Regions from separate parts of the Mus musculus genome. Here region 1 is linked to region 2. Evidence: chromatin loops called from intact Hi-C (ENCODE). Cell type or tissue: left cerebral cortex. All regions are shown on one strand. Each heading gives the region's core, and the rest is flanking DNA. Links, peaks and the distances in the headings are about the cores only.

Region 1 (5,385 bases), core at 139-5,138, 83 kb after region 2:
GGCTTGTCAGTCACCTGGACAGAACAAAAGACTTCCCCTTGGGAAAGCTGACAGTTCCAGAGACTTTAGAAAAGGTACAAAAGCTAGCTAAAACACAAATTGGCACAATGGTTTCGGTCCCTGTCTGCTGTCACCCCTTGAGTGTGGCCCACTTTACTTCCTAATGAGTTCTCTATGTGTTCTATACTGAGAATCTCCTTTGAATTGTGTTCAAGGAGATCACAAGGAATACAATCTCAGAGGAACCCAGACTAAAAGCCTGGTGACAGAGTCACCCTTAATTGAAAGTTCAAAGAGCTCACATTGAAGCTACCAAAATATATAGTACCCCCAAAAAAATGCATTCAGACAATTATCAATGAAAAGACACTGAATGTTGTTCTTCTTACAGAATCATAACATAGACAATTCAGTTTTGCTATTACACAGGAGGAATCATAACTGGTAGAAAATACAGTATTGCTATCACACAAGAAGGTTCACATACATGTGGTGTATGTGTGTGTGTGTCTGTGTTTGTGTGTATGTCTGTGTGAGTGTGTGTGTCTCTCTGTGTGTGTCTGTGTGTGTTTGTGTGGGTGTGTCTGTATGTGTGTCTGTGTGTGTCTATGTATGTGTCTCTATGTATGCGTCTCTGTGTGTGTGTTTCTGTATGTATCTCTGTGTGTGTGTCTCTGTGTATGAGTCTCTATGTGTGTGTCTCTGTGTATGAGTCTCTATGTGTGTGTCTGTGTGTGTCTCAGTATGTGTCTCTCTGTCTGAGTCTCTTTGTATGATTTCTCTGTGTGTTTGTCTCTGTATGTTTTTCTGTGTGTGTGTCTTTGTATATGTGTCTCTGTGTTTGTGAGTGTGTGCATATGTGAGTCTGTGTGTGTGTGTGTGTGTGTGTGTTCATGCACACAGTACTAGTGCGCATGCTGCACTGTCTGTGTGTGGATTGTATCTTGTCAGAGGACAAAACCACAGAACAACAAATAGAATGGATTGACTCTCCAGTTAAACCAGCACAGAAGAAAATTGTTTGTGTGAATATTTGTCCCTGGCCTCAGGCAGGTTTGCAGCTTGTCCCTAAGAAGCTGAAGTGGGGACGATGAGAGGAGGGAGGGGGTTATTCCCCCCCCCCCTTCCGCAGTGTTCTGACCTCACCCTTCCCTTGAATGGCTGAGTCTGTGGTTATGCCAGCATTCACGATTTCCTTCCATCTGGGTTACACAGAGAACCACAGCGATTTTCCATAGACTCAGCCCTAGCTGAGTGTTCTACTCTCACAACCGTTCCCCATAATTCTGTTAGTAAAAACAGACCTTGGACCAGACATAAGGACAAGCACACTTCCTTGGTCTCCCTTACCCTTCACGGTCACATCAAGGTCAGGAGGAATATATATTAGCATCCCCTCCTTTGCCTTGAGCTCTGGCAACAATGACATTTGACATTCTAGACTTATTCCATTTGATTTGAAGTATGCCTATAGCTTCAGATGAAGATCTGAACAATAACTGGAAATAAAACAAACACCCTTCCAAAGCCCCAAGCACCCTGGAGTGATTACATTAAAACCAAGGACAATTAGTTCAGATTCCTTCTTGATTCAATTTGAATCTTCCAAATGAGGAATGTTTTTCGTGAATGTTTTAAGACTCAATTTATTGTACATTTTATCAATTTTGAGTGCACGGCCAATTTTTCTTTTATTTTCACCTTTTCACAAATAGTAAAAATGAAAGTGTTCTGCTCAGATTTCAAGGGGGCATTAGCTCTCCCCTCGCATCTTCTCGCTGGTCTTATGAGAGTGGTCCATTGTGCTCCAGGACAACAGTTTCTTTGCAGCTCTGAATCTTAGACACTAAAGACAGCCTCTCTTCAATGGGGTTACTACAGGGGGAAATAAAAAGAAATTTCAGTGCCTCATAGAAGGGACAATCTAATCCTCTTTGCTGGTACATCTGCTGTGGCAGTTTTGCTCTGCAAATCAAAAAGCATCCCATTAATTGAAGTTCCTTTTCCTTTCATTTTTATTCAGTTTGTGAAATGTGACCAGTATTCAGCAAAAAGGAAAAAAAAAAGTTTCAGGCCACTTTATTCACAAATTTCCACCCGAAGGGTGTGCACTCGGGGTTTGTTGTCTGATTTCCGCTTACTGTCCCCCCACCTCCCCTTCTATTCGATGGAAGGAACCCTTCTCTGGCAGACTGCAATACATTCAGAGGGCTTTACAAAACAAAGCTTTGAGCTCTGAGTCAGCAACAAACTCATCTTTGTTCGTGTGCTTCTATTAAGGAAAGAAGGCCAATTTTATGCAGGTTTCTATGGCTGGCTTCACAAAGGCATCTCTCTGTGTGCGAGCTCTCTGGCAGGGACAGCCGACTCTGAGATCATCGCTCTCAGTAATCAGCAGCTGCAATGAAGATCAGAGAGGGGAAAATCATAAACCGGTTTATAGAGTGATTTTCCTGGGGAGACTGAAATATAAATTCATGCGAGGGTTAGCAGTCAATAAAGGCAGTCTGTTGGTTGCATGCATGTGCAGAGCTCAATGCCTCCTCTGCATTTTCCTTCAGCACCAAACATACTTTGATTGGATATTCACATCATTTGTCTTGAAGAGGAAGTGAGACTCATTTGCATTTCCCTGGGTTTCCCTGGAAATTCGAAGGAATTCCCCTCCATTTAATGGTGTTTAGTGTGTTCTCGATTATGTTAAATTATAATATCACAGCGTGTCTCCAGTCTGTGAACATTTGTTCAACAATATAGTGCAGGTTCCTTAAGATTCTCAACTGGACCGCCTGGAGGTGGTTGAAGACTTCTGAGATATATGATATACTTTTTGGAAGAAACAAAATACTTCCAACTAATTCCTGAGGCAAACATTTAAAAATCAACAACATAAAAACATGCCCGTGTGCCATAAGACTTTAGGACAGCGGTTTTCAACCTGTGGGTTGAAGGACCTTTTCTCAGGGGTGGCCATCAAAAACTGGAGATATTTACATTGTAATTCATAATGGTAGCAAAATTTACAGTTATGAAGTAGCAAGGAAAGTAATTTTATACCTGGGGGGTCACCACAACATGAGGAACTGTGTTAAAGGGTTCCAGTACTAGGAAGGGTGAGAAGTGCTGCTTTAGGAGAAAGTAGTCTGTGCTCAAGTGTTTTCAAGAATGTTTCAAGAAGTTGCTGTATGTTCTGAATTTTAAATTTTCATATTAATTATGACTTGATAAAAGTGCTGAACTTAAACTTCTTACAGTTCCAGGACATCTCAAAATCTGAAAGATGCTAAGAAGGGGCATTTCTTTCATCCCTACTACCTTTGAGAGGCTTTTGCTCCAAAGATTGTCCTTAGATGAAATTGTCACCATGCCTGAGAGTCCCAGACCAGAAGAGTCTTTGAAGGGAGCAAAACTCGGGCTCTCAAGGATGGCAATGTATTCTGAAAAAACAAAAGGAACATATTTGGTTTTCTGTGGCTATATAAAGCACTTATGATTAGAAGCTATCTGAAAGTATGTATTCAAAAATCAATTACAAGGTCAAATAAGACGAATACTTACTACCTTTTTGTAAATAGGAAACCTATGGAGCCTCCAGTTGTAAAAGAACAGTTTATGATTCTCCTCTCAGAATCCCATAGCATAAACTCAGAGCTTAAAGGGGGCACTTACAAGTTGCTTTTGCCAGACAGCCTTGACTCCTCATTTGGGTCTACAAAGTAATCAAAAGCAGATTGAATTGAAGTTGGCCATCTCAGTCTTAATTTTCTTTCTGTCTGTGTCCTTTACTTTGGCTGAAGTCATCATCCTTAACCTTTCCTCTTGAGCCATCTTGAATTCCTAGAAGAATAAAACTCTGTAACATAGACCACCCTTAAATGCAACTACCCAGGAATGTAAACGTGTAAGAATCAGACTGAGCTTAAGTGATGAAAATAAAAGAACTTCTTCATTGCAGACCCAGAAGTGAGACATTGACTTGACCACCTACTATGCCTAAGTATGTGGAGCTCTTGCCACAATTTTGCCTCGACTTAAGTCTACAGCTCTTGCCAGTAACCTGACAGTGGTTTGTGGTTTCTAGAGCCCTAGATAGAGGTCAGGCTAAATAAAGACTTTCTCAGTTTTGTCTTCTTACTTATCTCTTTCATGCTGTACTGAGGAGAGGTGGCTAAGCCGAGACTGCTTCTGACACTGGAGATCTGGTTTTTACCCTCATGACTCCATGTGCAGAGCCATGATCTGATTAAGATAAGATGTGAGAAGCCTGTGCTGCTCAAGTATGTGAAAATTTAGCCTAAGCTACCACACTACCCTTTCCCAATTCATTGCTACCAACCACAGATTCCACAGGGGGGGGGGGGGGGCTACTTTCATTATGTTGTACTTTCTATTGTAGACTGAGATCTGATAGGAAAGACTTTGTTGATTCTTGTTTTTTGTTGCTTTAGGCAAAATATACTTACAAGTGCCAAATAGAGTGTAAACAAGACAAATATGGGTGCTTGCTTTTCTGGAACGCAGAACTAGAAGAGAGAAACAGAGCAATGTATTGTATATTTTCCAGTCATGTGATGATCTTCTCCCTTTCTAAAGGGGAAAAATGAACTGAGCGCACAGAGGAGAAATTACTGATATTCTGAAAGATGGATGCCATCGGCCTGTCCTGAAACTTGCCTGGCTCAGGGAAGTCACCTTCACAGGCGATTAGCTTGATACTTTGTTGTAAATGCTTTATATTTACCTTGACTGCACTTTGGGATAATAATTCATAATGAGTGAGGATGATCCTCTGAATTTTTGCCCAGGATTTGTGAGCAACTGTTTCTGTTTGTCAGTGACTGATGCGTCACAGTTCACATGAGATCTGGTCAATGTGCCAACTGTTGCAAGAAAACAAGAACAATTTCAAGTTTGGAATGCTTATCACAAGTCTGAACTTCTCTGGGTTGGAAAATAACCCTGAAGACACATACTTTAGTACTGGATATACCACAACACATAAAGAATCTCTTCGCATTCTCCATACAAGCTGAGACTTGGCTAAAGGGTATATATATATATACCCTTTAGCCATATAAATATATGAAAGTTAATGGCTGAAATAAAGAGAAAGATAGTGACAGAGACATTGGTAAAAATCAATACATGTCAGAATGCTTGAAAATTTACAAGAATTTCAAACAAATACTCAAGCTTTATCCTTCTGGCATTGGCTGTTTGTCGGCCTCTGCTGAAGCTCATTCTCCTTCCATTTCACTGTAAGCTTTAACTCAAGAGATTATATATATGCACTGGTATCTTAGAGAGCTACAGCCCTGCCAGCAAACAGCTTTCCCTGAGCCACTTCTTAGTTCTAGGGTGTGCATGTCTACAGATAGTCCTGCG
Region 2 (5,385 bases), core at 315-5,314:
ATTGAGACAATTGTTATTGTTACCTAAAAATGATAGACTGTGCTTAAATTTTTAAAAAGGAAATAAAGGCTATATGGGAACATTTAAGAAAAGCCTCCGAGTGCATTTGCAAGAAAGCAAACAGGACTGAAATTCTGCATTTCATCCTGGGATGTGTGCCTGCACATTCTCAATAGGAAAAGCTGTCCTCCGGAAGGAGCACAGAAAGGGTCACCAAGGTGTGCCTCTTAGAAGGCAGAGAAGGGACATCAGGAATCCAAGATCATCCTTGGCTAAATAGAGCTTTGAAGGCCTTCCTGCTACCTAAGACCCTGTCTAAAACAAACCAGCCAACCAAACAAACAAAGAAAAATGCAAACAAAAAAGGACAAAAGATAAACCACAGAAAATAAAGTCTCCAACTTGGAAGAGACAGAGGCCAGCTAGGCTGTGTGATGCCAAAGAGTCATGTGACATTTGTGTGCCTGTTTCTTCAACTTCAGATGCGGGGTGGGCGTGGGGGACAAAAAATGGGAAGATGGATGCTACTATCATGGGGGTGGCATTAAGTGGATGCTGGAGCTGTTGGCGAGTGGGTCTAGAGCACCCAATTTATGTCCACAAAGCCTTTCCCTAATGTGCTGTAGGCTTGGCTGACAGAGCCATTTTACAAAGTAAAAAAAGGTTAGCAAACAAGCACTCAAATTGAGCACCCAAGACAGATCCACTGAGAGCTTCCTGAAGTTTCAGGAGGAAGCAGCTTGTGCTTCCAGAAAAAAAAGAAAAAAAAATTTTTTTACCAGAAACAAAATTGTCACAACATACAATTTTAAGCAAGATCCTTTCTAGTATAGATGTGCAAGTAGAAATGAACTTATAGATGAAGTGATCTCTCCTGCAAACGTCCCTTTTGAGAATAGCCTTGCTGTGCAGAGAGACAGAGATCCCACCCGCAGAAATGCATTCTCATGCTAGCCAAACGTAACAAATTTCCTGAATGGGGACTAGTTATTATTTGGAGGAAGCAGGAGTGTTTTGTGTTCGCTGTATAATTTGCTATAGAGGACAAACTGAGAGTCAGAACTGAACAAGACTCCTGGAATCACACCCAGAGTGACTGAAGTCATAATTACTACAGGGGCTGTAGGGGTATTCTATTTTTTTAACATAGCCCCCACAGCAGTAGACCTGACTAGGAAGTTTAGAATCAGGTTCATTACCTATCTAACAAGAGTGTGTACTTTGAAGTAGCTCTGCAACTTGCTTGCTTCTAGATCCTGAGGTCTCATGAATGAAAAGAAGTGATTGTTAACAGTCCTTCAAACCCCTTGGTTTTCTCCATAACACACAGTCTTACCTTCTTATGGGAAAGTCAATGGTTTGTCTGCCTGGTTTAAACCATTGGGACACCTAGGACACAAAACGTGGTACTACCCTGATCACAGAGGGGTTCTTCACTGTAAGCAATGAGTACCTTGGTGAATTGAACATTCCTGGATAATGGTACGTCTGGTGGTCTAATTATGTCAGAATTGCTACCTACACCACATCTCAGTCTGTCCTCAGACCTTTTGTTGAGCACATTTTATGGGTGGCATGGTACCTAGATGGCTCCAAAGGCACTGAAGATGAGAAATAAATACATCCATAAACACTGATGTATAGATGGTGGCGGCATTAAAGAGGAGGCTGAATTTTTCATTCATAGATAATATGCCTCAGTTTTCTACAATATGCTACACCAAGGGCAATATATCCATGTGATTTGCCTGTGTTCCCAGGACAACTTATTTATAGCAATGTAAAAGCCTGGTTTAAAATGGTGAAGGATAACATAGGCATCTCGTAGTAGTAGTAGTAGTAGTAGTAGTAGTAGTAGTAGTAGTAGTAATAGTAGTAGGGCAGGGAGAGAGAGAGAGAGAAAGAGAAAGAGAGAGAACCCATATTTCATTTCTAATAGGCAGTCTTAGATTTAATGCTATTGTATAAGCTTGTAACAGTCTTAAACAGTGCATTCAGTTCTTTCCCCTTGCATTATATATCTTCAAAGGCATGTGTCCAATCAGCTAAAATGTATGCAACCCTAAGCAGGCTACAAATAATGCCTTACTATGGGAAAATAAAACAACAACAACAACAAAAAAATCAACTTTGGGAATGTGTGATTTGCATATAATGGGATCTGGCTAGTCATAAAAAGTGATGAGGTTGGATACATGCTAAGACATGAGTTCACCTTGAAAACATTCTGCTAAGAGAATGAAGCCAGACCCAAAAAAAAAAAAAAATTGCTGCATGTTTCATGATTCTGTTCAGACAAAATGTCCAGAGCAGGCCGATCAATAGACACAGAGGTTGAGCAGGAAACCTTAGTTAGTGATCAAGGAGGGCTGATGCCATGCTCTGGGATCAGATGTCAGTGATAGCAGACAACTCTGTGAATATAGTAAACACCACTGAACATTGTGCTTCAAACAGATACATTGTGTGGCAACTAATGTTTCTCCTCAATTAAAACCAGTCCTAATGTAGTCTTGGGCTTGTGTTTTGCTGAAGTGCAGAGTAATACTGTAATTTGCTTCCCTAATGCTGTAAGATCTCCTTAAACAATAATTTAAGTATCAAGAGGACCTGGCTTTGTTGCTAAAATGTCTGTGGCTGGAATGTGGAAATGTCAATTCAACAGGTATGGATTGGAAGAACATTTCTAAAGAACCAGAGTCCTTGGGATTCAACAACCAACTTCAAGCCTGCCCTGTCAGGGAAGGTCAGGGGATCTGTCAGCTGAGTGGCTGCCTACAAGGCATTGGCCAAGACGGCTCTGAATACTTTCACCAAGCCTTGGGGATTGAGGTTAGGTGAATACTCAGAGTGGATTACAGGCAGTCATCACCATAGTGACCTACACAAGTCTCATCAGTCAGAACTAGAAATGACTTCTGTTCGCGAAGGTGCTAAGAGGAGCACTCTCCATCGGATTGGAAGTGCATGTTTAATATATCCTTTATTATAAACGAAATTTAAAAGTGGGGCTATAGGACTGATGGGAGCTAAACAGTTATACTCACAAATCGAGGTACACATTCTAATTTTTAGGTCAATGTCTTCCAACAGGCATTTGAAAGGGGCTTTTAGTAGTTAAAATAAGGAAACAAAACAACAAACAAAACAAAAGACAGGTTTTACTTTTTGTTTTCTTTTTAGAAACCTAAGTCTGCACCCTCATTCCCAGTAAATATTCACACCGTTGACTGCAGAGAGTAATATCCACTTAACACTTGTAAGGTTCGGACGCCTGCGAAGGTGCTGTGTCCCTGTTCGCCCATCACCTGCAGCTCTTCTCTCTGGAAGCTGGGGGCAGAATGCTCATAGAGATTTGACTGGAACTTTTTTGTAAGTGACTGCCTGGACTTGAACGTGACTAAATTGAAAGTACTAGAAAAGTCAGGTCGATGCTTGTTCAGCTCAGTGCCTTTCAGGTGCGTGTGCGTAATTCAAGACAGACACGTGTGCCTTCCGTTCAAGTCCACAGTACTACAGTGGCAACATAGAAAGGAACGTTTAGGTCGCAGCCCCTCGCCACTGCTGTAGTGTATTTCTAGTCACCGACTCATTCTCTTATGTAGGTCTACAAGGCTATTTCCACTTTTTGCAATATGGAGAGCACGCATGCGAGGGGACCCTGACAGGCGGCGACCTCCTGTGTCTAGGTGTCCTGACCAAAGGAGTCTCAGTAGAGGGACCCAGCAGGTGGTAGTTGAGGGGATGAGGGCGCAGCCGGTGCAAGTGACATCGAAAGGTTCGGGATAACTCTTCTTGGGGTGCTACCCAATGTTCTGAAATCCCCCACCCAAGCTGCGTCCCAGAGACTGAGCCCCGCGCGGGTGCCCCGCCGAGGTCCTATCACTTACCCAGGCGACACAGGCACAGGAGCTGAACGCACGCGAGGAAGCTCTGCAGGATTCGCATCTCCAGCCCGGTCCGCGGCCCCTCGCCAGCCGCAGGGGTACAGCTTAGGGTACAGAGGGTGGGGACACCGAGGCAGGGGACGCCGGTGACTGGCCAGGGTCTAGGTGAACGAGTGATAGAGAGAGAGAGAGAGAGAGAGAGAGAGAGAGAGAGAGAGAGAGAGAGAGGAAGAGAAGAGAGAAGAAGAGAATACAAGGCTAGGCGGCGCGTGGGTGCGGGGACCGAGCCTGGACCAAGCGCCTGGCTTCAGGCGGGACGCTGTCCCCTGCCTGAGCGGGCTGCAGCGGCCAGGATCTGAGCGCTCGCAGCGCAGCGGCGCGGAATTGCGGGGACGCGCTCCGGGCTGGGCACGCGCAGTGCGCGGGGGCGGGGGAGCAGGAGCGCAGGCGGGGGCCGGGGTCGCGCAGCAGCAGAAAGAGGGGCGTGGCGGGGCCCAGCCTGTCCCAGCCCCGCGCCCCTCCCCCGCCCAGGGCTGGAGGTGGAACCCGCTGGGGCTTAGAATCTTCGCGGTGAAAAAGGTCTCTTCATTAAGGCTCCTTCACCCACTAGGAAGACACAAGAGGAGGCTGGGTCCCCATTGTCCCGCACAGCTTGGGGCCGACCTTTTGACTTCACCCCTGGGAAAGTCTTTTTTCTTTGTTTATTGTCGTCTCTGCAGTTACCAAGATGGTCCTATCCGGAAGGGTTGAAGGGGGCCTGGGTAAACTGAGCTCTCCCCGCCCCCCTTTCCATTTTCTTAGTGAGTAAAGTAGTTCCAGCTCCCATTACCATTAGGGTAGTTAAGTCCAATCATTTGCAGCACTACTGTGACCATTTGGTCCTGGCTGACCCTTCATTAGACCCCAATCATTCTGTCCTGCTCTGCGCGGCTGTGGGGAACTGTCAACACTGCCCTGGTCCTGCTGGATGGAACTCCCCAAGTGTCTCTTTGCACAGGGTCCTCCTGTAGAAAGATTTTTTTTTTTAATTGCTAGATTGAAGGGTACACAAAAGAAATATAATACACACCCTGTGCTTCCTCGGAGCTGAGCATGTCGTTCTTTCCTTAGGAGCCTGTTTCTATGGAGGTGTTTGTTTGCTGTGTAGGAGCGTGAGTGCTATAACCTGAACTCCTGACTTGGGGGGCGGGGTAGGGAGTTGAATAGGTATTCCTGAAATGTTTGTTGAATTATGTTGAGGTCCACATGAAACAAGTTAACTGGTGGTGATGTCAGTCAATAGCCTAAATACATCGACCTAAATATTTGTGAGATTTTCATATACACGATGGGGTTTAGTTATTTTACATTTTACACTGATAAGAGACTCTATTCAGAGCCTTTTGGGAGTCACATTCAAAGGCAGAGAAAACCAAGTTCCGGAACTATCCCTGGTACCGTTTGATGTAGGGATCTGTACAGCATGTACTCTTGTGTTCTGTTATTGTCTCAAAGCCAG

What was found. Peaks named below come from ENCODE experiments on the same cell type or tissue, not always from the same donor. Only the 100,000 strongest peaks of a DNase experiment are listed, where the experiment ranks them.
Region 1: a loop joins it to region 2, with 7 times the contacts of the local background. A loop is called at or near these places in 3 of 42 quality-filtered maps.

What each region holds. Positions count from the first base shown.
Region 1 is chr6:22,791,446-22,796,830 of GRCm38, reverse strand. No RefSeq gene overlaps it. Among named protein-coding and RNA genes, the nearest start is that of Ptprz1, 81 kb to the left of the region's middle. In left cerebral cortex, for the core only: no CTCF peak of the experiment used is centred there; DNase peaks (open chromatin) are centred at 1,156 and 2,288; H3K27ac peaks cover 1,875 bases.
Region 2 is chr6:22,874,390-22,879,774 of GRCm38, reverse strand. Ptprz1 (protein tyrosine phosphatase, receptor type Z, polypeptide 1) reads right to left here and starts at 4,273. Exons shown (of 30, transcript NM_001081306.1): 1 at 3,891-4,273. The coding sequence starts at 3,948. In left cerebral cortex, for the core only: a CTCF peak has its summit at 3,325; DNase peaks (open chromatin) are centred at 3,400, 3,734, 4,325, 4,708 and 1 more place; H3K4me3 peaks cover 2,139 bases; H3K27ac peaks cover 1,298 bases.